Linked DNA regions of Homo sapiens: region 2 is linked to region 1. The links are chromatin loops, found by intact Hi-C in ENCODE. Cell type or tissue: Calu3. All regions are shown on one strand. Each heading gives the region's core, and the rest is flanking DNA. Links, peaks and the distances in the headings are about the cores only. Region 1 has its middle 140 kb from the start of HAPSTR2. Region 2 has its middle 39 kb from the start of HAPSTR2.

The links. A loop is a pair of places that touch in the nucleus more often than their neighbours do. Peaks named below come from ENCODE experiments on the same cell type or tissue, not always from the same donor. Only the 100,000 strongest peaks of a DNase experiment are listed, where the experiment ranks them.
Region 2: a loop joins it to region 1, with 3 times the contacts of the local background. A loop is called at or near these places in 2 of 110 quality-filtered maps.

The regions. Positions count from the first base shown.
Region 1 is chrX:140,227,009-140,239,317 of GRCh38, forward strand. No RefSeq gene overlaps it. Among named protein-coding and RNA genes, the nearest start is that of HAPSTR2, 140 kb to the left of the region's middle. In Calu3, for the core only: no CTCF peak of the experiment used is centred there; no DNase peak of the experiment used is centred there.
Region 2 is chrX:140,046,293-140,058,601 of GRCh38, forward strand. No RefSeq gene overlaps it. Among named protein-coding and RNA genes, the nearest start is that of HAPSTR2, 39 kb to the right of the region's middle. In Calu3, for the core only: no CTCF peak of the experiment used is centred there; no DNase peak of the experiment used is centred there.

The DNA of each region.
Region 1 (12,309 bases), core at 2,383-10,382:
TATTACAAAATCTGTAGGTATCTTAAATGTTTTTCCAAAGTGCACCTGCCATTTGAGAGTCTGATATGCTTCTCCTTCCTCATAGCCCCCGTAAGATGTAGGGTCTGTACCACCCACATGGCACTTAATAAGATATTGCTTTGCATTGTAGGTACTTGCTGTCATACCAGGCTCCTATTAACTTCAACAGGGATGGCGCCGGGTTCAAGAGGCTGAAGAAGAGACCCAGAGCCAGCAAATGAGACAGAGGGTTTCATTAGCAGGAAACTTATATGCAGGGATGGTCCGGTGGTGCTGGACTGGACAGGAGAACCACCTTACATACAGGGAAAGTCCAGTGGTGGCGGGCTGGGCAGGACAACCACAACGGCTTACAAAAAGCAATCAGTTTATATAAGATATTCACTTAGCACCCTCCCCCTAACAACTTCCATCCAGCAAATTTCATTTAACCCAAAACAAAGGGCCTCACTCCCTTCTGCATTCCACTGGATGGCCAGGGGTCAGATGTTCCTCCTGGATATACAGGCAAGGAACGTATCTCCCAGTTGGCCATTTCTGGATTCCTCAGCTCAGAACACACACTCAGGTGCACCTGCCATATAGGGTAATTCTCAGGTTATGCTTAAGTTTAATTTCACTTCCAGGTGTGTCTACCATACATTTGCATACACATCTCTACTGCTGTAGGAGGATAGATGCTCACTGACCGGTGTCATTCTCTGAAGTATTCATTAATGGAGTTTTGTTTAACATTGATTGATTGATTTTAAGTTGAAATATAATGATATGTATTTGTCATATATAACATGTTTTGAAATATGTATGAATTTGGGAATGTGGCTAAATTGAGCTAATTAACATATGCATTACCTCACATACTTATTATTTTGTGGTGAGAACACCTAAAATCTACTCTCTTAGCAATTTTTAAGAATACAATACATTGTTATTAACTATAATCGCCATGTTGTACAATAGATCTATTGAACTTATTCTTCCTAACTGAAATTTTGTATTTGGACCCTAGTCTTGACAAGGTAAATGACTAGAGTTAATTGCCCTTCTGCTGACATGGTCAAGACCTTGACAATCTAGACCAAAGTAGATGTCTAAGCCTTGCAGACTCCTGGTTTCCATCATATTAGTGTCCTCTTGCCCATACTGACAGGAATTGGCCAACTGGTAACTATGCCTCAGTCTGTCTAATCAGGTGAGACCGTTTTCTTTAGCAACTGGCAACTTCTGGAACATCAGAGATTTACAAAATGTATTTTACTGCTGACTAAATACGCAAATAAGAAGATAGAAGGGTGACTATTTAAATATTGATGTGAATTACTTAGATCTTAAGATTTACTAATGATTTATACATATCTGCCATGTGGCTTCGTGGAACCCTTGGATCATTCTAAAGTTCTGGACTAGGAACATGTTTAGCTTTTAACCAGAAAAAGAGATGCAACGATAATCATCAACCACAAATGCATCTATTTTAATAAGCAGGGTTATGGTGAGGTTTGCAAATGCAGAAGTCATAGTTAGAAGGGATCATATAGTAAAAGGATCCAAGTTCAGAAAACTATCAATGGCAAAATCTAAACTAGGTAAAAATGCCTAAACTAGACTTCTAAGAGAATTTTTCCATGGGCTGTACCTGTATTATCCTTAACCAGTCAATCATTTTGATCACTACAGTGTGGGTTCAGGAGGGGTGGGTGGGGAGACAAATTTTGGCATTATGTACTAAGTGCTTACTGAATGCCAAGTTCTTTAAGTGGATTATCTCATTTAATTATTACAACTCAGGATGAAGATACTGTTATTATCACCATCTTATGGAAGAGGAAACCGAGGCTCACACAGATCGTGATTTGTTTATGATCATAGCCTATAAGGGCAGAGCTTAGATTTGAATCCAGATCTGACTCCATGTCCTGTGCTCATTTTGCTATACCACACTGCCTCTCCGTGGTCTCCTATTAACCTATGATAATAATAGCAATGTTTATTGGGAACTATAAGAGCAAAACAATTGAAAATCTGGGCTCGTGCTTTATAAAAGTTACCATTCATTGAGCGCTAGGCATGGTAATAAGGGCTTTACATATAATAGCTCGTTTAATCATCAAAACCACTCTACGATGTAGGCATTATTATTATATTTGCATTTTACAGATGAGGGAAGTAAAGTTCAGAGGGGTTAAATGACTGGCCCATAGTTAGCTAGAAAGTTTCAGAGCCAGATTTCAAACCTGTCAGTTACCAGAGCTAGAGTCCTTATACCTCCAGTTCAAACCTGAATGTGCATAAGAATCACCTGATGAGGCTATGAAAATGTATATTCCTTAGCCGCATTCCTGAGAGTCTGAATAAGTAGGTCTTTTAAAGAAGTTCCCCAGGGGATTGGAATGCAAGGCCTCCATGGACCATCCTATGAAAACAGTGATCTGCAGCACAAATATGGGCCTGGGGGAAAGAAAATTGAGTACAGCATAGGTTCCATGAGGAGCAGTCACAATTTTATCACAGTGCTGCTATGACTGTTTCTTTCTCCTTCTGACTTGCCCAAATTTGGACTCCGTTTGCCTTTCTAGAACAAAAGCATTACCCTTTCTTTTTACTATCTCACACGGGCCAGATTCTGCTTTCCCAGCAAAATTAACAGCACCAATAACAACAAATCGACTTACTCATTTTTCCTGATAGACCGGGGCTTCTTACTCTATTTTGTACCATGGATCCCATTGGCCTCTGGTGGAGCCTACGGTCCCCTTCTCAGAGTAATATTTCTTAATTATTATTACTTTAAAGACAGGGTCTCTTTCTGTCATCCAGGCTGGAGTGCAGTGGCACAGTCATGACTCACTGCAGCCTCGATTTCCCGGGCTTCAGCAATCCTCCCACCCTCAGCCTCCTGAGTAGCTGGGACTACAGGTGCATGCCACCACACCTGCCTAATTTTTGTATTTTTTGGTAGAGACAGGGTTTTGCCATAGTTGCCCAGGCTGGTCTTGAACTCCTGGGCTCAAGCAATCCACCCGCCTTGGCCTCCCAAAAGAATAATACTTTTTAATGGCTTTGAGGAATAACACTCTAAAGAGCCTCCAGTGATTGCTGCCTCCTTGTATTCATGCCCTTATATAATCTCCTTCACTTGTTTATGGTCTGGAGGTAATAATTTATTTTGAACAAATTGAGTATACCAAAAGTGATGTCACTTTTGTGATCATGTTAAGATTTTCAATATAAGTTTCTTTGAAATATAATTCACATACTATAAATTGTATTCTCTTAAGGTATGCAAAACAGTAGCATTTAGTATGTTACAATGTTGTACAACTATGACCAATATATATTCTATTAATATAAGATTTTTGTCACACCAAAAAGAAACCCAGTACCCATTAGCAGTCATTCCCCATTGTTCTCTCTCCCGAGCCTATGATAACCATTAATCTATTTTTGTCTGTACAAATTTGCCTGTTCTGGATATTTCATAGAAATTGAATTATACAATAAGTGGTACTTTGTGACTGGCTTCTTTCAGTTAATGTAATGTTCTCAAGGTTCATCCATGTTGTAGCATGTGCTAGTACCTGGTTCCATTCTTTGGCTGAATAATATTCCATGATATTGATAGGTTACATTTTACTTATCCATTCATCAGTTGACAGACATTGGGTTTCCTCCACTTTTTTACTATTGTGAATAGTGCTGCTGTGAACATTCATGGACAAATTTTTGCATGAAAATATGTTTTCAATTCTCTTGGATGTATATCTAGGAGTGGAGTTGCTGGGTCATATGGTAACTCTATAATTAAATTAGAGAAACTGCCAAACTATTTCCTAAAGTGGCTGCAATATTTTACATCCCTACCAGCAATGTAGGAGAGTTGCAATTTTTCCACATCCTTGCCAACACTAGTTATTTTCTGTCTTTAATTGAAGCCATCTTAGTGGATGCGAAGTGACATTTCATTGTGGTGTTGTTTTGCATTTTTCTATTGAACAATTTTTCACATCCTTATTGGTCATTTGTATATCTTCATTGGATAAATAGTTATTGAGATCCTTTGCCCACGTTTAAACTGGATTATTTGTCTTTTCTTATTCAATTTAAGAACCCTGTACATGTTTTGTATATTAGACCCTTAGCAGACATATCATTTATAAATGTTTTGTCCTATCCTGTAGAGTCTTTTCTAACAATAGACTTAAGTTTTAGAGCAGTTTTTGATTTACAGAAAACCTGAGCAGCAAGTACAAAGATTTCCCATATATTCTTTCTCTCTCACTGCAATTTTCCCTACTATTAACATCTTGCATTAGTGTGGTACATTTGTTCAAACAGATGAACTGATATTGATACATTGTTAATTAAGTCCTAAATTCACATTAGCGTTTACTCTCCGTATTATATAATTCCATGCATTTTGACAAATGCATAATGTCATGTATCTACTATTATAGTTCATAAAAAATAAGTTCACTTATGATTAAAGTGAAATAAAAATCACCTTAAAAGTCACCTGTGCTCCACCTATTACCCTCTCTCTCCTTTCTCCTGAACCCCTGGCAACCACTCATCTTTCTGTTGTCTAGAATTTCACCTTTTTCCAGAACGTCACATCGTTGGAATTATACAGCCTTTTTATATTGGCTTCTTTCACTAAGCAGTATGCAATTAAGGTTCCTTCACGTCTTTTTCTGATTTGATTGTTTATTCTTTTTCATTGCTGAACAGTATTCCATTTTCTGGATGTATCACAGTTTGTTTATCAACTCACCTGATGAGGAATATCTTGGTTGCCTCTAGTTTTTGGCAATTATAAGTAAAACTTTCATCTTAGGTTGTTTGTGCTGCTATAACAAAATACCTGAGACTTCGTAGCTTATAGTGAACAAAAATTTATTTTTCACAGTTCTGGAGGCTTGGAAGTCCAAGATCAAGATGCTGGCAGGTTCAGTGTCTGGTGAGGGCCCATTCTTTTAAAATGGTGTTGTCTAGGTATCCTCAAATGGCAGAAAGGTAGAAGGACAAAAGAGAGCAAACTCCCTTCTTTCAAGCCTTTTCATAAGGACACCAATCCATTCACAAGAGCAGAGCCCTCATGGCTGAATTACCTCCTAAAGGTCCCACCTCTAAACATTGTTACATTGATGACTAAGTTTCAACATATGAATTCTGGGGGACAGATTAGACCATAGAAGCTACTACAAACATTCTTATGCAGGTTTTTGTGTGAGCATAAGTTTCCAACTCATTTGGGTAAATACCTAGAGGTACAATCGATGGATCACATGGCAAAACTATGTTTAACTTTGCCAAATATTTAATTGAGATGTTTGTTCTCATATTGTTGAATTTTAAGTTTTTGAATTTATTTTTTATTTTATTTATTTTTAAATTTTGTGGGTACATAATAGGTGTACCCACAAAATATAGTTTGTTACATAAGATATTTTGATACAGGCATGCAATGTATAATAATCACGTCAGGGTAAATGGGGAATCCATCACCTTAAGCATTTATCCTTTGTGTTACAAACAATCCAGTGATACATTTTTACTGTGCAATTAAATTATTTTTAACTATAGTCACCCTGTTATGCTAGCAAATACTAGATCTTATTCTTTCTAACTAATTTTTGTACCCATTAACCATCCCCACTTATCCCACATTTCCCTCCCCAGTACCCTTCCCAACCTCTGGTAACTATTCTACTCTCTATTTCCATGTCAGTTTGGTTTTTAAATTTTTAGTTCCCACTAATAAGTGAGAACATGTGATGTTTGTCTTTTTGTGACTGGCTTATTTCACTGAACATAATGACCTCCAGTTCTATTCATGTTGTTGTAAATAATAGGATCTCATTCTTTGTTATGGTTGAATAGTACTCCTTTTATATATGTACCACATTTTCTTTATCCATTCATCTGCTAATGGACATTAGGTTGCCTCCAACTGTTGGCTATTATACATAGCCCTGTAACAAACATGAGAGTGAAGATATCTCTTCGATATACTGATTTCCTTTTTTGGGGAATGTACCTAGGAGTGGGATTGCTGGATCATATGGCAGCTCTGTTTTTAGTTTTTTGAGAAACCTCCAAACGGTTCTCCATAGTGGTTGTACTAATTTACATTCCCATCAACAATGTACAAGTGTTCCCTTTATCCCTATCCTCACTAGCATTTGTTTTTGCCTGATTTTTGGATAAAAGCATTTGAACAGGGGTGAGATGATTTGTCATCGTAGTTTTGATTTGTATTTCTTTTTTTTTTTTTTTTTTGAGACGGAGTCTCGCTCTGTCGCCCAGGCTGGAGTGCAGTGGCGGGATCTCGGCTCACTGCAAGCTCCGCCTCCCGGGTTCACGCCATTCTCCTGCCTCAGCCTCCCAAGTAGCTGGGACTACAGGCGCCCGCCACTACGCCCGGCTAATTTTTTGTATTTTTAGTAGAGACGGGGTTTCACCGTGTTAGCCGGGATGGTCTCAATCTCCTGACCTCGTGATCCGCCCGCCTCGGCCTCCCAAAGTGCTGGGATTACAGGCGTGAGCCACCGCGCCCGGCCTGTATTTCTTTTATGATTGATGATGTTGAGCACATTTTCATATGTCTGTTTGCCATTTGTATCTCTTCTTTTGAGAAATGTCTATTCAAATCATGTGCCCATTTTTTGGTCAGATTATTAGATTTTTTTCCTATAGACCTGTTTGAACTCCTTATATTTTCTGGTTATTAATCTTTTGTCAAATGGGTAGTTTGCAAATATTTTCTCCCATTGGTTGTCTCTTCACTTTGTTGATTATTTCCTTTGCTGTGCAAATGCTTTTAAACTCAATGTGATCCCATTTCTCCATTTTTGCTTTGGTTGCCTGTGCTTCTGGTGTAATGCTCAAGAAATCTTTGCCCAGTACAATGTTCTGGAGATTGTCCCCAATGTTTTCTTGTAGTAGTTTCATAGTTTGAGGTGTTAGATTTAATCTTTAATTCATTTTGATTTGATTTTAGTATATGGCAATAGGTAGGTGATATGGTTTGGCTCTGTGTCCCCACCCAAATCTCATCTTGAATTGTAGTTCCCATAATCCCTACCTGTCGTGGGAGGGACCTAGTGGGAAGTGATTGAATCATGGGGGCAGTTTTCCCCAGGCTGTTCTTGTGATAATGAGCGAGCTCTCACAAGATCTGATGGTTTTATAAGTGTCTGGCATTTCCCTTGCTGGCACTCATTCTCTCTCCTGCTGCCCTGTGAAGAGGTGCCTTCTGTCATGATTTTAAGTTTCTTGAGGTCTCCCCAGCCATAAAGAACTGTGAGTCAATTAAATCTCTTTTCTTTATGAATTACCCAGTCTCATGTATTTTTATAGTAGCCTGAGAATGGACTGATATAGTAGAAGTCCAGTTTCATATTTCTGCATGTGAATATCCAGTTTTTCCAGCACCATTTATTGAAAAGATTGTCCTTTGCCCAATTTATGTTCTTGGAAACTTTGAAAAAGTGAGTCCACTGTAGGTATGTGGATTTATTTCTTGGTTCAGTGTTCTGTTCCACTGATCTATGTATCTGTTTTTTAAAATTTTATTTTAAAAGTAATGGGGTACTGGTGGCTTTTTGTTACATGGATACGTTCTTTAATGGTGATTTCTGAGATTTTGGTGCACCCATCACACTAAAAGTACTGTGCTGTTTTGGTTACTATAGCTCTGTAGCATATTTTTATCTGTCTCCTCAAGCATTTACCCTTTGAGTTACAAACAATCCAATTACATTCTTTAAGTTATTTTAAAATATGAAGTTATTATTGACTATAGTCACCTTGTTGTGCTATCAAATACTAGGTCTTATTTATTCTTTCTATTTTTTGTACCCAATAACCATCCCCTCCTCCCACACCCAACCCCCTACTACCCTTCCCAGTCTCTGGTAATGAGTTGAATTAAGACATTCAATTGTTTTGATGTCTAGATAACACAAATAACTGAGCATATGGAATGTTTGTCTTTCTGTGCTTGGCTTATTTCACTTAACATAATCATCTCGAGTTCCTTTCATGTTGTTGCAAATGACTGGATCTTATACTTTTTATAGCTGAATAGTACTCGATTGTATATATGTACCACATTTTCTTTATCCATTCTTTTTTTTTTATTATACTTTAAGTTCTAGGGTTCATGTGCACAACGTGCAGGTTTGTTACATATGTATACATGTGCCATGTTGGTGTGTTGCACCCATTAACTCGTCATTTACATTAGGTATATCTCCTAATGCTATCCCTGCCCCATCCCCCAACCCCACAACAGGCCCCGGTGTGTTATGTTCCCCTTCCTGTGTCCAAGTGTTCTCATTGTTCAATTCCCACCTATGAGCGAGAACATGCGGTGTTTGGTTTTTTGTCCTTGCAATAGTTTGCTGAGAATGATGGTTTCCAGCTTCATCCATGTCCCTACAAAGGACATGAACTCATCCTTTTTTATGGCTGCATAGTATCCATGGTGTATATGTGCCACATTTTTTTAATCCAGTCTATCATTGTTGGACATTTGGGTTGGTTCCAAGTCTTTGCTATTGTGTATAGTGCCACAATAAACATACGTGTGCATGTGTGTTTATAGTAGCATGATTTATAATCCTTTGGGTATATACCCAGTAATGGGATTGCTGGGTCAAATGGTATTTCTAGTTCTAGATCCTTGAGGAATCACCACACTGTCTTCCACAATGGTTGAACTAGTTGACAGTCCCACCAACATTGTAAAAGCGTTCCTATTTCTCCACATCCTCTCCAGCACCTGTTGTTTCCTGACTTTTTAATGATTGCCATTCTAACTGGTGTGAGATGGTATCTGATTGTGGTTTCTATTTGCATTTCTCTGATGGCCAGTGATGATGAGCATTTTTTCATGTGTCTGTTGGCTGCATAAATGTCTTCTTTTGAGAAGTGTCTGTTCATATCCTTCGCCCACTTGTTGATGGGGTTGTTTTTTTTTTTTTTTATTGTAAATGTGTTTAAGTTCTTTGTAGATTCTGGATATTAGCTGTTTGTCAGATGGGTAGATTGCAAAAATTTTCTCCCATTCTGTAGGTTGCCTGTTCACTCTGATGGTAGTTTCTTTTGTAGTGCAGAAGCTCTTTAGTTTAATTAGATCCCACTTGTCAATTTTGGCTTTTGTTGCCATTGCTTTTGGTGTTTTAGACATGAAGTGCTTGCCCATGCCTATGTCCTGAATGGTATTGCCTAGGTTTTCTTCTAGGGTTTTTATGGTTTTAGGTCTAACATTTAAGTCTTTAATCCATCTTGAATTAATTTTTGTATAAGGTGTAAGGAAGGGATCCAGTTTCAGCTTTCTACATATGGCTAGCCAGTTTTCCCAGCACCATTTATTAAATAGGGAATCCTTTCCCCACTTCTTGTTTTTGTCAGGTTTGTCAAAGATGAGATGGTTGTAGATGTGTGGTATTATTTCTGAGGGCTCTGTTCTGTTCCGTTGATCTATATCTCTGTTTTGGTACCAATACCATGCTGTTTTGGTTACTGTAGCCTTGTAGTATAGTTTGAGGTCAGGTAGCATGATGCCTCCAGCTTTGTTCTTTTGGCTTGGGATTGTCTTGGCAATGCGAGCTCTTTTTTGGTTCCATATGAACTTTAAAGTAGTTTTTCCCAATTCTGTGAAGAAAGTCATTGGTAGCTTGATGGGGATGGCATTGAATCTATAAATTACCTTGGGCAGTATGGCCATTTTGACGATATTGATTCTTCCTATCCATGAGCTTGGAATGTTCTTCCATTTGTTTGTGTCCTCTTGTATTTCGTTGAGCAGTGGTTTGTAGTTCTCCTTGAAGAGGTCCTTCACATCCCTTGTAAGTTGGATTCCTAGGTATTTTATTCTCTTTGAAGCAATAGTGAATGGGAGTTCACTCATGATTTGGCTCTCTGTTTGTCTGTTATTGGTGTATAAGAATGCTTGTGATTTTTGCACATTGATTTTGTATCCTGAGACTTCGCTGAAGTTGCTTATCAGCTTAAGGAGATATTGGGCTGAGACAATGGGGTTTTCTAGATATACAATCATGTCATCTGCAAACAAGGACAATTTCACTTCCTCTTTTCCTAATTGAATACCCTTTATTTCTTTCTCCTGCCTGATTGCCCTGGCCAGAATTTCCAACACTATGTTGAATAGGAGTGGTGAGAGAGGGCATCCCTGTCTTGTGCCGGTTTTCAAAGGGAATGCTTCCAGTTTTTGCCCATTCAGTATGATATTGGCTGTGGGTTTGTCATAAATAGCTCTTATTATTTTGAGATACGTCCCATCAATACCTAATTTATTGAGAGTTTTTAGCATGAAGGGCTGTTGAATTTTGTCAAAAGCCTTTTCTGCATCTATTGAGATAATCATGTGGTTTTTGTCTTTGGTTCTGTTTATATGCTGGATTACATTTATTGTTTTGCATATGTTGAACCAGCCTTGCATCCCAGGGATGAAGCCCACTTGATTATGGTGGATAAGCTTTTTGATGTGCTGCTGGATTCAGTTTGCCAGTATTTTAGTGAGGATTTTTGCATCGATGTTCATCAGGGATATTGGTCTCAAATGATCTTTTTTGGTTGTGTCTCTGCCAGGCTTTGGTATCAGGATGATGCTGGCCTCACAAAATGAGTTAGGGAGGATTCCCTCTTTTTCTGTTGATTGGAATAGTTTCAGAAGGAATGGTACCAGCTCCTCCTTGTACCTCTGGTAGAATTCGGCTATGAATCCATCTGGTCCTGGACTTTTTTTGGTTGGTAAGCTATTATTGATTGCCTCAATTTCAGAGCCTGTTATTGGTCTATGAAGAGATTCAACTTCTTCCTGGTTTAGTCTTGGGAGGGTGTATGTGTCGAGGAATTTATCCATTTCTTCTAGATTTTCTAGTTTATTTATGCAGATGTGTTTATAGTATTCTCTGATGGTAGTTTGTATTTCTGTGGGATTGGTGGTGATATCCCCTTTATCATTTTTTATTGGGTCTATTTGATTCTTCTCTCTTTTCTTCTTCATTATTCTTGCTAGCGGTCTATCAGTTGTGTTGATCTTTTCAAAAAAACCAGCTCCTGGATTCATTGATTTTTTTAACGGTCTTTTATGTTTCTATCTCCTTCAGTTCTGCTCTGATCTTAGTTACTTCCTTGCTTTCTACTAGCTTTTGAATGTGTTTGCTCTTGCTTCTCTAGTTGTTTTAATTGTGATGTTAGGGTGTCAATTTTAGATCTTTCCTGCTTTCTCTTGTGGGCATTTAGTGCTATAAATTTCCCTCTACACACTGCTTTAAATGTGTCCCAGAGATTCTGGTATGTTGTGTCTTTGTTCTCGTTGGTTTCAAAGAACATCTTCATTTCTGCCTTCATTTCGTTATGTACCCAGTAGTCATTCAGGAGCAGGTTGTTCAGTTTCCATGTAGTTGAGCGGTTTTGAGTGAGTTTCTTAATCCTGAGTTCTAGTTTGATTGCACTGTGGTCTGAGAGACAGTTTGTTATAATTTCTGTTCTTTTCCATTTGCTGAGGAGAGCTTTACTTCCAACTATGTGGTCAATTTTGGAATAGGTGTGGTGTGGTGCTGAGAAGATTGTATATTCTGTTGATTTGGGGTGGAGAGTTCTGTAGATGTCTATTAGGCCCGCTTGGTATCCTTTCATCTATTGATGGACACTTAGGTTTCTTCCAAATCTTAGCTATTGTAAACAGTGCTACAACAAACATGGGAATGGAGATATCTCTTTGACATGCTGATTTCCTTTCTTTTGGATATATCCCCAGCAGTGGGATTTCTGGATCATATGGCAGCTCTGTTTTTAGTTTTTGAGAAACCTCCAAACTGTTCTCCAGAGTCGTTGTACTAATTTACATTCCCACCAACAGTGTAGTTGGGTTCCCTTTTCTCCACACTCTCACCAGCATTTGCTATTGCTTGTCTTTTGAATATAATCTGTTTTAACTGGGGTGAGATAATATCTCATTGTAGTTTTGATTTACATTTATCTGATGATCAGTGATGATGATCACCTTTTTGTATGCCTGTTTACCATTGTATGTCTTCTTCTGAGAAATGTCTATTCAAATCTTGTGCCCATTTTGATTGGATTATTAGATTTTTTCACACAGAGTTGTTTGAGCTCCTTATGTATTCTGGTTATTAATCCCTTGTCAGATGGATAGTTTGCATATATTTTCTCCTGTTCCGTGGGTTGTCTTTCCCTTTGTTGATTGTATCCTTGGCTGTGCAGAAGCTGTTTAATGTGATGTGATCCCATTTG
Region 2 (12,309 bases), core at 1,660-9,659, 180 kb before region 1:
TAAGAAATATTCATAGAGCAGCTATAATATGCATTAAAACATGACACTCCCCGAGGAGTGCTCTCAACAGTCTAATTGAGGTGACATACAAATGATGAATAGAAATAGTAATTAACTAGAGTTAATGATGTAATGACAAAATTATTTCTATACACGGTGAACGCTACGGGATTAAAAAATAAAGGTAATACGTGCTCATTGCAGGAAATTGGCAAAATACAGAAAATATACCAAAAAATATGAAAATTGAGTTGGACTGTCTAGGTTGGAATCCTAGTACGTGGCCTTCAAATATTTTTTTCTGGCATATGTTGTATGATTCTTAATTGCAGTTTAACATGTTTTTCCTCCATGTTTCATTTTTCCTATCTTATTCTTTATTTGCTATGTTTGTCACTGTCATTTCCTATTTCTTTAACATCTATCCTTGTTAGAGATATATCCTTGGGCAAGTTGCTTAACCTCTCTGAGCCCTACTTTCTTTATCTGTTATGTAAGGATAATAATATTAGAGGGATACAGGAGGCGGAGGTGGTTGCAGTGAGCCGAGATCGCGCCACTGCACTCTAGCCTGGCAACAGAGCGAGACTCCGTCTCAAAATAAATACATAAAATAAATCATCATCATCATCATCATAATATTAGAGGGCTAATAGGCTTACCACAGAGCCTGGTAGACGTAAGTGGTAGTAGTCACAGTTGTCATTACCACCACCATCAGTTTTTTGGTACATGGCCTTCAAATATTTTTTTCTGGCATATGTTTTATGATTCTTAATTGCAGTTTAACATGTTTTCCCTCCATGTTTCATTTTTCTTACCTTATTCTTTATTTGCTATGCTTGTCACTGTCATTTCCTATTTCTTTAACATTTTCTCTAATTTCTCCTGTTTTTTTTTTCTACCTGTAATATTTCTTTTCTACCATTATTTGGAAATAGTCTGACAGGCAAGAAATATTTACTGAGCTGCTACAAAGTACAGGTACTGTGTTAAGTCTCAGGGAGACTGAAAATAGAAGGTGAAGAAATTTATTCTTTTTCAGTAAATTTGCTTACATAGGGAGTCATTTTTGGCATAGGCAACAAGAGACCTAGGCCCTGGTCCCTAGCTCTGTCACTCTCCAGGTTGTGTGACCTCTTTCACTTTCTAATTTGTCCAAATGGGTACATTAATGCCTGCCCTGCCATTGTCATTAGGCTGTGGATTATGGAATGTCAATGAGCTTTTGCAAACTAGACATATGGAAAAAAATGGCAAGTACATACGTTTAGAGAGAAACTCGTTCCTAGCTGCTTTATTAGTGGGCAGCATAGGCTGTTTTTGTTCTTTTTAAAAAATTTCTTCTTAGGTTGGCACAAAAGTAATTGCCATTCCTTTTAATGGCAAACACCCCAATTGCTTTTGTACCAACCAATAATTAATCTTCTTACCTTCACTCACTTTGTCAAGAATAGTTAAATCTCTGGTCAGAATTACCCTGAAGTCAAACTGGTTTAATATACTAAACCAGCTAAATGTTTGATGATATACATAGTTATTACAAAAATAAAATGCTGCCCTCTGTATAGACTAGATGGAGCCCTCCCCTTCCCCCACCAGCTTGTCCTCCATAGACCATTGAAATTCACTAGCCCTTGGTCTGTACTGAAAAATTGACGTATTATTTAGATCAGAGATTCATTATTCTGAGGCATTTTAAAAGCAGCAAGACCAAGTAAAATCAATATTTGCTTGGAATTTGCCAGGTATTAAAATTAACTTTTTCTACAGCATTTGAGAAAATCAAATACAACTCCATTATTTTTATAATCATACAAAGAATCATATTCATATACTGCCTTGGATTTTGTTTTAAAATATACAGACATATAAAATGTTTGGGGGCTATATGAAACAATAATAGCAGAGTTTACAATCACTGAAGCTAGGAGACTGGCCACGGAGACTCGTTACTTGTTCTCTCTACTTTTTGTATGTTTGAAAATTGGACTTGATGAAGAATAAAAATGAAACAAATTAAAACACAGAGGTCATTTTCACTGTTCATTGTAGTTTGTTTCTATAGGCATTTTCATGGCCTAATAATTTTGATTTGTTAATTGGGAAATCTATAAGATCATGTGGAATTTGAAACTTTTCCAAGCATTTTGGATTTGTTTTTATTTCACTGAAAACCCTGTGGGGGGCATGATTACTTTTGTTGTTCTTGTTATGCAGTCAAGGAAACTTTATGGTCAAGTGAGTTGCCCGAGGTGACACAACTTCGTAGCACTACAAGATGGGCTAGCAGCTAGGTTTCTTGACTGCCATGCTGAAGCCCTTTTTACACAAACATCAGAGGGCAAAATAATTCACAGGTATGTTTGAATAAGCCTTCTTTAATTACTGGGATATTTTGTTAATGTGATGCCAGCAAGTTCTTTTAACGTATAAAATTTTAAGTTCATGAGGCCTGATGACAAGTAAGAAATTCCCATTTATCAAGCCAGGCACTGTTTTAAGTGTTTTATATTTAAGTTTTTCCCCAAATCCCTGGGTTTCAGTTATGCATCCTGCAACTTACTGGCTGTAGGACCTTGAACAACTTAAATGACACCCCTCAGCATCAATTTCCTTATCTGTAAAAGCGGGGTGATCATACCTACCTCATTGGGAGTTTGGCAGAGTTAATGAGATAACATATATAAAGTGCCCAACACAGTGCCTGGAACATACCAAAATGATTAAAGAGATGATACTGAGAAAACAAAAGGCAAGGAGGAAGATGCCTATAAGGCTCAGAAGAAAGCACAAATTGTTTAGAAAACTGTAAACCATCTGACATGGCTGCCTCCAAACTCTCCCCCGCTCTGCACTACTCTCATTCTACATTATGTGATAGTCACCTTGTTTTAATAATACAGGCATGATTGTGTTAACTCCCCACTCAAAACTCTTAAATGGTCCCTATAATATCTCAGCATTCCAGAATCTTTTTGTCAGCAAAATGGAAACCATTTCAAAGTTTACTACAAAATTTGTACTTTTGCAACTCTCCGTGGAGTACAAGAACAATGCTGTGTGAAATATATGCTGGTGACAATTTAACAACTTAGGAAGGTAGAGAAGGATAATTTAATAAATGATAAAAAATATATCCTCATATTTCATATTTTATATCAACATTAGTTTCAGGTACATACAAATGGAAACAACAAAAATGGGGGCCAAAAATTAAGACCATAACAATGTGAATATTTATTGCACCTCTGTATAGAGGACATGTTAAGCTTAAAAACGATAGAAGAAAAATCATGAAAGAAACTATTTATATATCTGACTATATAAAAAAAAAGCTTCTACATGCCAAATATAATAAAAGACAAAGAACAAACTTGGAAAAATATTTGCCATGTATATAACAGAAAAAGTAATGTCTTGAATAGCTAAAGAGCACATACAAAATAATGAGAAAATCCAAAGGCTTTCAGTGGAAAATGACATTAACAAACAAGTCACAAAAAAGGAAAGTGAATGGCTAATAAACATATGAATAAATGTTCACCTGCACTGGTAATCAAAAATGCTAATGGAAGCAAGAGCCCAATTTTCACCTATTAATTAACAAAGATGGCAGAGCGCGGTGGCTCACGCCTGTAATCCCAGCACTTTGGGAGGCCAAGGTGGGTGGATCATGAGATTGAGACCATCCTGGTCAACATGGTGAAACCCCATCTCTACTAAAAATACAAAAATTAGCCAGGCGTGGTGGCGTGCACTTGTAATCGCAGCTACTTGGGAGGCTGAGGCAGGAGAATCACTTGAACCTGGGAGATGGAGGTTGCAGTGAGCTGAGATTGTGCCACTGCACTCCAGCCTGTCCAGCCTGGTGACAGAGCAAGACTCCATCTCAAAAACACAAACAAAAACAAAATGAAACAAAACAACAATAACAACAAAAAAAAAACAAAAAAACAAACAAAGGTGAAAAGAGATAATACTCCAATACTCTAGTTAGCCAGAGTAGCATAAGAAAGGGATTCATACATTGGTAATGGGGGCATAAACTGATGCAGTCTTCATGGAAAGCAATTTGACAACATATTTCAGGAGCTAAAACATCGTCTTATCCTTGACCTGTAGCTCCACTCTTAATATAATAACAATCACTTCTCAGGAAGTAAGCTGAGGTCCAGACAAAATTTATGCAAAGAGATGCCCATTTATAATAACCAAATTGTCAATCAACCTAAATGTTCAACAATGGGGATTTGGGTAAATACATTATTGTATAATCTTAGAATAGTATGCAGCTATTAAAAACTGTGCCTATGGGAGAATTGCTTGAACTCAGGAGGTGGAGGTTGCAGTGAGCCAAGATCGTGCCATTGCATTCCAGCCTGGGTGACAGGAGCGAAACTCCATCTCTAAATAAATAAATAAATAAATAAATAATAAAAATTGTGCCTATGATGACTGTTAAATGTCTTGGAAAACCTTTATTATATAATGTTGAGAAATAGAAAGATGATACATCACTGTACATATATGTTTTCACCTGGGTTAAAAAAACATAGATGCATGGGAACAAAAGGAAAAACTGTTAATGTGGTAGGTTTCTCAGGGAGGTGAGATTATAGGTGCTTATTATAACATTTGTGGTCATTTTTTCTGTGTTTTACAAATTTTTGACAATGGCCATGTATTTTTGTTATTTACAAAAAAGAATATTTAGAATAGACCATGAGAAATGCTGCAGACTACAAATATTCCCCATTATCAATATTTAATCACAATTATTATTAGAGTGTTTGATGTCCAGCAGATGGAGCTGCATCCCTTACCATTTGGCTTGCACTCTGGGACTATAAAAACTGTTTTCATTTGTTTTGTTTTCTTTGAAGCAAATCCCTTGTATCCTCCTAAAGGTTTTGTAAAGCATATGTTCTTTAAAAAAAAAAAAAAGATTACATTTAAAATTTGTTTTGAGAATTTTATGAAACCCCTCTGGGGTAATTAGAGGCCCCCTGGGGTGTCACAAAAAGCAGGGCTATGCAATGGATTTGGGGAACTGGGTTACTTGAGAGATTAGCTGATTGTGTGGAGCCACAAAAGGAGTCGGGGCAAAGTCAGAAAAAACAAGTTGAGGGTCCCGTTCACTGGGCTTCATTTGTTGAGGAAAGACAGGGTAGAAAATTGTATTTTGATGTGTAAGTGCACAGGCTTAGCATTTCCGCATCATTCCAGAATTGATGTTTTCATTGGTTCCCAACACATATTTAGGGTGGTGATTAAAAACACTGGCTTACTTAAGACCTCCATTCAAAGTCAAATTTCACAACTTCCTACCTGTGTGACTTTGGGCAAATCATTTCACCTCTCTGTGCCTAACTTTCCTCATTTGTAAAGTAGAAATAGTAATACAACCTACTCATAAGGTGTTGTGAGGGTCAAATTATATAATGTATGTAAAAGTGTTTGCCATAATAATTGGCAAATGGTAAGCACAAAATAAATGTTAGCCATGATTATAATTCATTCATTTATTCAACACACACATTGGTACCAACTATGTGTCGGGCAATGGGCTGCGCACTGGAAGAGAAAAAACAGACACGTTCTGCCCTCTGGGAGTTTAGAGGAGGAACAATACCATGCCTAAGAAGCAGTGTGAGAAAGCTCGGGACCAGGATTTCTGGGTCTCACTCTGGCCTTGGCTTATTTTAGGACCTCAGATATAATAAATTACTTAATCTCCATTTTTCTCTCAGTAAAACAAGGGATTTGGATGAGATGATCTCTTTCAGCTCTGGAGCATTCTGACTGTATTTCAAAGAACATTGCTGAATGAGATCAAATCAAAGTTATTATCTTTCAAATATATTCACATTATGCAGTCTCTTCTCAGGAGGTGCAAAATTCTCATAATTAGGAAAAGGTCCAAGGGCAAACAGAATGATTACAGCAGAGGCTGGATAAGACACCCATATCTGAGACGCCAGAGAAAAGAAAAATCAGTCTTCAAAAAAATACCGAAACAGTGCCTTACAAAAAATATATTTATGGTTACTTTAATTGCCAAAGAATAAAAATGAGTTAATTTCCATTTCACAAACTTCGTGGGACATCAACATTTGTTTGCTATTTTCAGATTACAACAAAATTGTGTTTTGTTATTACAGCACATTTGTGTGTGCGTGCATGTGTGTGTATGAGCATGTCAATGTCTGTGGGTGTGGTTGCTTTTTGCTATCATTATTTTATTCACTTAAACCATCTATCAGCAAACATTTTCTGTAACGGACCAGATAGCAAATATTTTAGGCTTTGTTGGCCGTATACCATCTCTGTTGCATATTCTTCTTATGTTTTTAACAACCATTTAATGATATAAAAACCATCCTTCAATCCCAGGGTGTACAAAAATAGACTGAAGATTAGATTTGGTCTGTAGTCCAGTTTGCTGACCTCATCTTAAATCACATTTTCAGCTTCCTGTCTCCATGAGTTAGGTTTCATGGTATGTCTCCACCACCACGCCATCCCACCTTACTCAGTGCACAGGTCGTTTCTTACCCTAGTCTCCTCTACTTGTTCTCATCTGATTGTGCACAGTCCCTGCTTCCCATCTAATTACTCTAATTCCAGCGACATCCTGGTGTACGATGATGCAGTTCTAGCAGAAAGCATCACCCCAAAACAAAATGGTAGTTGGTGGTCTGGTCCACGAGATTGACTGCTCCATGGACATGCACCCATCAACATATCTGTCCCATGAAGCAAATCGCAAGGTTTCCTGGGCCCAGCTCCTTAACCATGGCAATGGCTTTGACTCACTTCTACCTAGAACCAAACTTTTCATTATTCAGCAAATATTTACTGTGCATCAATTATATGCTTGGCATTGTACCAGACTCAGGACACAGCAAAGAACAGTGTGGGCATGGCTGTGACCCTCACAGAGCTTACACACCACTGCGAGGGAAAAAGACATGGAGGCACATCCTTGTAGCAATGCTGGAATTTTTATGTAATATTTCAAGAAGTACAGGTTTTTGTGGGAGCACAGAGAAAGGCATCTAACCCAGCTGTGGAGGTCAGGGGAGGTTGCCTCCAGAGGAAGTGACACTTAACTCTTTCTACGTGGGAAAGATATATGGAACCCTCTATTAGAGCCGATTAGAGCAGCAGGCACCCTAATCTCCTTAGTAAATGGGTCTTGAGCTCTACTTAGAATTTTGGTGACAGTAATCCTGCCAAATCTGACTTTATCCCTTTGGACTAAGCTCCTGGTCTTGGTCCTACTTTCAAGGCTTCATTCCCCAGAAACACTGTCTTCACACCTCCTCCCACTGGTCATGCCCTTACATCTACAACACTGACTCTAACCTAGTCAGTTCACCTCTTCCAGGTAAAGCATTTTTGCTAAAGTGACCTGAATTGAGTAGCCAATTGGCAAGAACAGTGATAATCAGCTTTCAATGATTAATATTGATATCAGCAATTACTCTTTTCAGATATTGGACATTTGCCTTTTCCAGTGGGCTTGGTTAGTTATGAATAGGCATCCAGGCTTAAATGGATATTTTCTATACTCAACATTTTAGGTGTAAATTCTGAATCCCCGGGGAAAATTGGTCAGAAAAGGTCCTCTTACTCTTCATTAACTGTAAAATGAATGTAAAGAATCTCTTCCATTTGTGCCCCCCCAACCCCGTGCAGGGGCTTCTTGGGAGGTATGTTAGCCTATTCATATGTTAATTCCGCAGAGCCCTCTATCTTTTCACAGAGGCCCTGTACAATGATGGGGGAGTCTGCATATTTCAAAAGAGCAGCATATGCTTCTTAAGGTGAACGTGCAATATAACACTGCAGGGGAAATACAGTGCATTTTTCTTTGCCGCTTTGCAGAGAGAGTTTACAAGCATCATTTGGAAATGGATGGCATTTTTCTGTATAGGAATTGAGTTTGACAATTAACCATGATTTTTTTTCTTTTAATTTAGAGGCCCAGGTCTTCTAAACAACATTCTTTTTCATGTAAATAAAATAAATAAAAGAAAAGAAAATTTTAATTCCTGGAAAAGCACCAGAAATGCCTTCTCCTGAAGCTGTTTAACTGTTGTTTTGAAAATGCATTCTCCTCAGAAAAAATTCTGAGTTGGGAGGGAAGCAGACAATATATATAACTTGATATCTTAAATTTCTCTCTCACTCTCTTTTTTTTCATTCTTAAGCCTAATGCATCCTATCACAAGAGTGCTTAATGTTTAGGTTATAATTTCAGATATGCAAATGATTCATTAGTAGAGTATTTGATAATCATATTTCAAAAAACTTCTGATAGACAGTAATTGCGTCTTCTAGAATTATATTCCAGTGCTCAGTAATGACAAACACTGTGTATTAATTTCACGTATTAGAAATAATGATTAAAGTAAAACCTATTTGATGTAATGACCATTAGTTCAGAGCTGTAGAACGATGCTTCGTGGCTTAAGATGAATAATAATGGCCCGTTTTTCATCAGACAGATGTTCCATCTTATTGTAAAAAGATGTTACATCACAGAAATAGAAAATGTAAAACAACTAGAAAATACTATGTCACCAAGCTTGATTAACCAATTGAACAATTAATGTCTGAAAAGCATTAGCATTTGCAATGCACTGTGTGCTGTTTTTATCATGTTTTCTATGGGACCAATTTTGAAGAACGTTTTACAAAAGTAAAATTTAAAAATTAGAGAAGAAATATGTAGTAATATAGTTCAAGTTTGTGTGGACGATGAAATGCTGGGATGTCAAACCACAGTGTTGTAAAAATTAAAAAAAAAAAAAAGCGTAACTGTTAACGATGGTTGTCCCCTGGGCAGGTTACTGGGTGGCTGAGGGACAGGAATAGGAGAGATTTTTTTTGGATTTACTTTTTACTCCTTTTTTAAATGTTTTGCATTGTATAGTATATGCATTGTTCAGTATTTTTAAATAATTTCATTTTAAACAACAATAACAACTCATAACCATATATTGAAGTGGAGAGGAAGCATGAGAAACTACCATAATAGGCTTCGGGGCCACACACACACACACACACGCACACGCGCGCACACACACACACACACACACTCATTTCCCAATTCTGTTTCTTTCTAGTTATGAGGCCTCGAGAAGGTTGCTTATCTTTCCTAAACTAAGAGAACCCACCTCATGGGTCTGATAGGAGTATTTAAATAGGTTGTAGAATGACACCTGTCACGTTAAGTGCTTGATAAATGTTGACTAGCATTATTGTTTATATCATACTAAAAACAGTCTCATCTAATACAGTAGTCCTCCAACATCTATTACTCTTATTTTCACAGTGCCAATTTAAAATAGTATTTATGTGGCTTGCTTTTATTTATTTAAAGCCTAACCCATTCCATTGAGAAAGAAGTGAAAGATTCATTTTTCTCTTCTCCCTCCCTTCTTTCCTTTCTACCACAAACTTTTCCTGGGTACCTACTAAGGGCTAAGTGCACAGTGCATACAGAACCTTAGAAATGATCCATACTAATTTTTCGACTGATATAAGAATTTATTACTGTCATGTACCTTAAAGGTGACCCAGCTACAGTTTCAACCCTCCATGTAACAAGAGACCTCACTGCTTCCTGAATCATACTTTCCTTTGTTAAACAATTCTAATTTGTTAGAATGATCTTTTTCACATTGAACTAAAAATTGTTGTCCCTACGGTTTCCATAGTTGGGTAAACCTCTATAATTTTCCTAACTCGTCTCTTACTTGCAATTCTTTACTTCTGTCACAGTGCTGGTATCAGAACCCAGATCCCCTGACTCCTTGTCCAGTACTGTTTAGAGATTATTTTATTTTATTTTTTATTGATTTTTGAGACAGAGTCTCACTCCATCACCCAGGCTGGAGTGCAGTGGCACGATCTCGGCTCACTGCAATCTCCGCCTCCTGGGTTCAAGCAATTCTTGTGCCTCAGGCTTCTGAGTAGCTGGGATTACAGGCATGCGCCACCACGCCTGGCTGATTTTTGTATTTTTAGTAGAGACGGGTTTCGTAATGTTGGCCAGGTTGGTCTCGAACTCCTGACCTCAAGTGATCCACCCGCCTCAGCCTCCCAAAGTGCTGGGATTACAGGCGTGAGCCACCGTACCCAGCCTAGAGGTTATTTTAAATAAAAATCTCTGCCAGCCCAGTTGGCTGCCTTCGATTCCATTGAACACCCTGACCTTGTCCAAAAGACTGACAGTGTTGAGGACTTCATTTTAAACACAAAGGAAAAAATTGCGAGAGTGCTTCCCAGGCAAGACCTAGTGCATCCTAGTCAAAGTTCCTCCAATCCAGTGGTTACCCTAGCATCAAGTATTGTACCAAGGACAAGAGTCTGGTGAGAGCAATTCTTCATGAGTTCTATAGCTGTGCTAGTCAAAAAGTGCTTTCCCTCGGCTGAGAATCACTAAACACAACACAAGCCTCCTTGATATTCTATTCAGTTTTTCAGAGCTTCAAAATTTACTACTAAGTAATTTGAATTGCTCAGTGTTTCCAGTGTTCATTGGGAGCAAAATACCCTAGTCGCTTTGTCAACTTGCCACTTAATCAATGCAGAGAACAGGTGATCTTACTATGGGTTGTTCAAATGTGCATCTTCTGAAATAGGTGCCGGTCTCAGAGTCTGGGAAACCTTTGTCAGGGTCAGATGTAAGACAGTCAGGTGAATCATTCTTATTCCTAGATCTGGTGAGTGCGCTAGCTGGGCAGGCTAGGACTGGGTTTGCAAATAGAAGGGAGGAGACATCTTTCAGTGCAAGTCCCACTGAGACAGGTCCTGAGTTATGCCAGGAGGGGGCAGCAGAGAGCTGGCCTACTTATGAGCCAGGCGAACCCAGCGGTGAGGGGAGTACAATGGAGAACTCGAAGCTGAAGAGTGTGGGATTGGCGCTGAAGAGTGTGGGATTGTCTCCCAAAGGCGTAGAAAAGACACTAATCGAGTAAGAGGCCTAGTGAGGGAGTTGCCAGGTGGAGGGAGATAATCACGGAGGAGGCACCTTCGTGAGGGCAAATTCACCAACTCAGGAGGCGGGGCCCACCCAATTTAAAGGCGAGCCTGGCTTTGGAATAAAACAAACCGTGGCATGAAACTAGGCCCTGACTTGGGAAGTCTAACATTCTTGAGCCTCAGTTTCCTCATGTATAAAAGGAGAATAATAGCAGTGCTTACCTCATATGGCTGTTATGAAATACATCTGGCATATACTGAACAATTAAAAACTACCTAATAATAACCACCTGCTGTTAAAAAGACACAAACTTGGCCGGGCACGGTGGCTCCTGCCTGTAATTCCAGCACTTTGGGAGGCCGAAGTGGGCGGACCACCTGAGATCAGGAGTTCGAGACCAGCCTGGCCAACATGGTGAAACCCTGTCTCTACTAAAAATACAAAAATTAGCCGGGCGTGGTGGCAGGAGCTGTAATCCCAGCTACTTGGGAGGCTGAGGCAGGAGAATTGCTTGAAACCAGGAGGCGAAGGTTGCAGTGAGCCGAGATCATGCCATTGCACTCCAGCCTGGGCAACAAGAGCAAAACTCCGTCTAAAACACACACACACACACACACACACACACACAAATTCAATGAAATAATGAGGTTTTGAGGGGCCACTAGAGAACGTCTGAACAGAAAAGTTAATGGTCTGCCCTGCCTCCCTTTGGAACCTCACATCAGGGCAATAGAATCATACTACTAACTTGCCCCTATTCCTGGTGTTTTTCAGATTAAAGTCAGCAGATATATCACCATAAAACAAGTCAATCTTCATAAATATCTGTGTCCAAATACTGTTTCTCAGACTGTCATTTGCAGCCAGAATTGGCACAAGAACTCCTCTGCTGAACCTTGGATCAGAACTCGTGGTTAGAAAAATATGCCCAGTCTTCAGAGGGGAGTGGTCAGCCAGTGATGGGCTTGTGGGGGAGCCTGGGTGGGAACTGCTTTAGAGCTGAGCCTCAGATCAGATCACAGCACTGGTGCCACTGAGTTTTCTTTGGGTGTTCCACACCCTGAGCTCCTTTCAGAGTGCAAACACTCTTGAATTGGATAATAAAATCAAAATAACACACACAGGACTGAAAGCTCTGGGCACAGTGGTGAGGAAGAGGGTTATAGAGAGTGGGAAAGAAAAGTGAAAGTGGGGGCTGGGCGCGGTGGCTCATGCCTGTAATCCCAGCGCTTTGGGAGGTCGAGGTGGGCGGATCACGAGGTCAGGAGATTGAGACCAACCTAGCTAACACGGTGAAACCCCATCTCTAC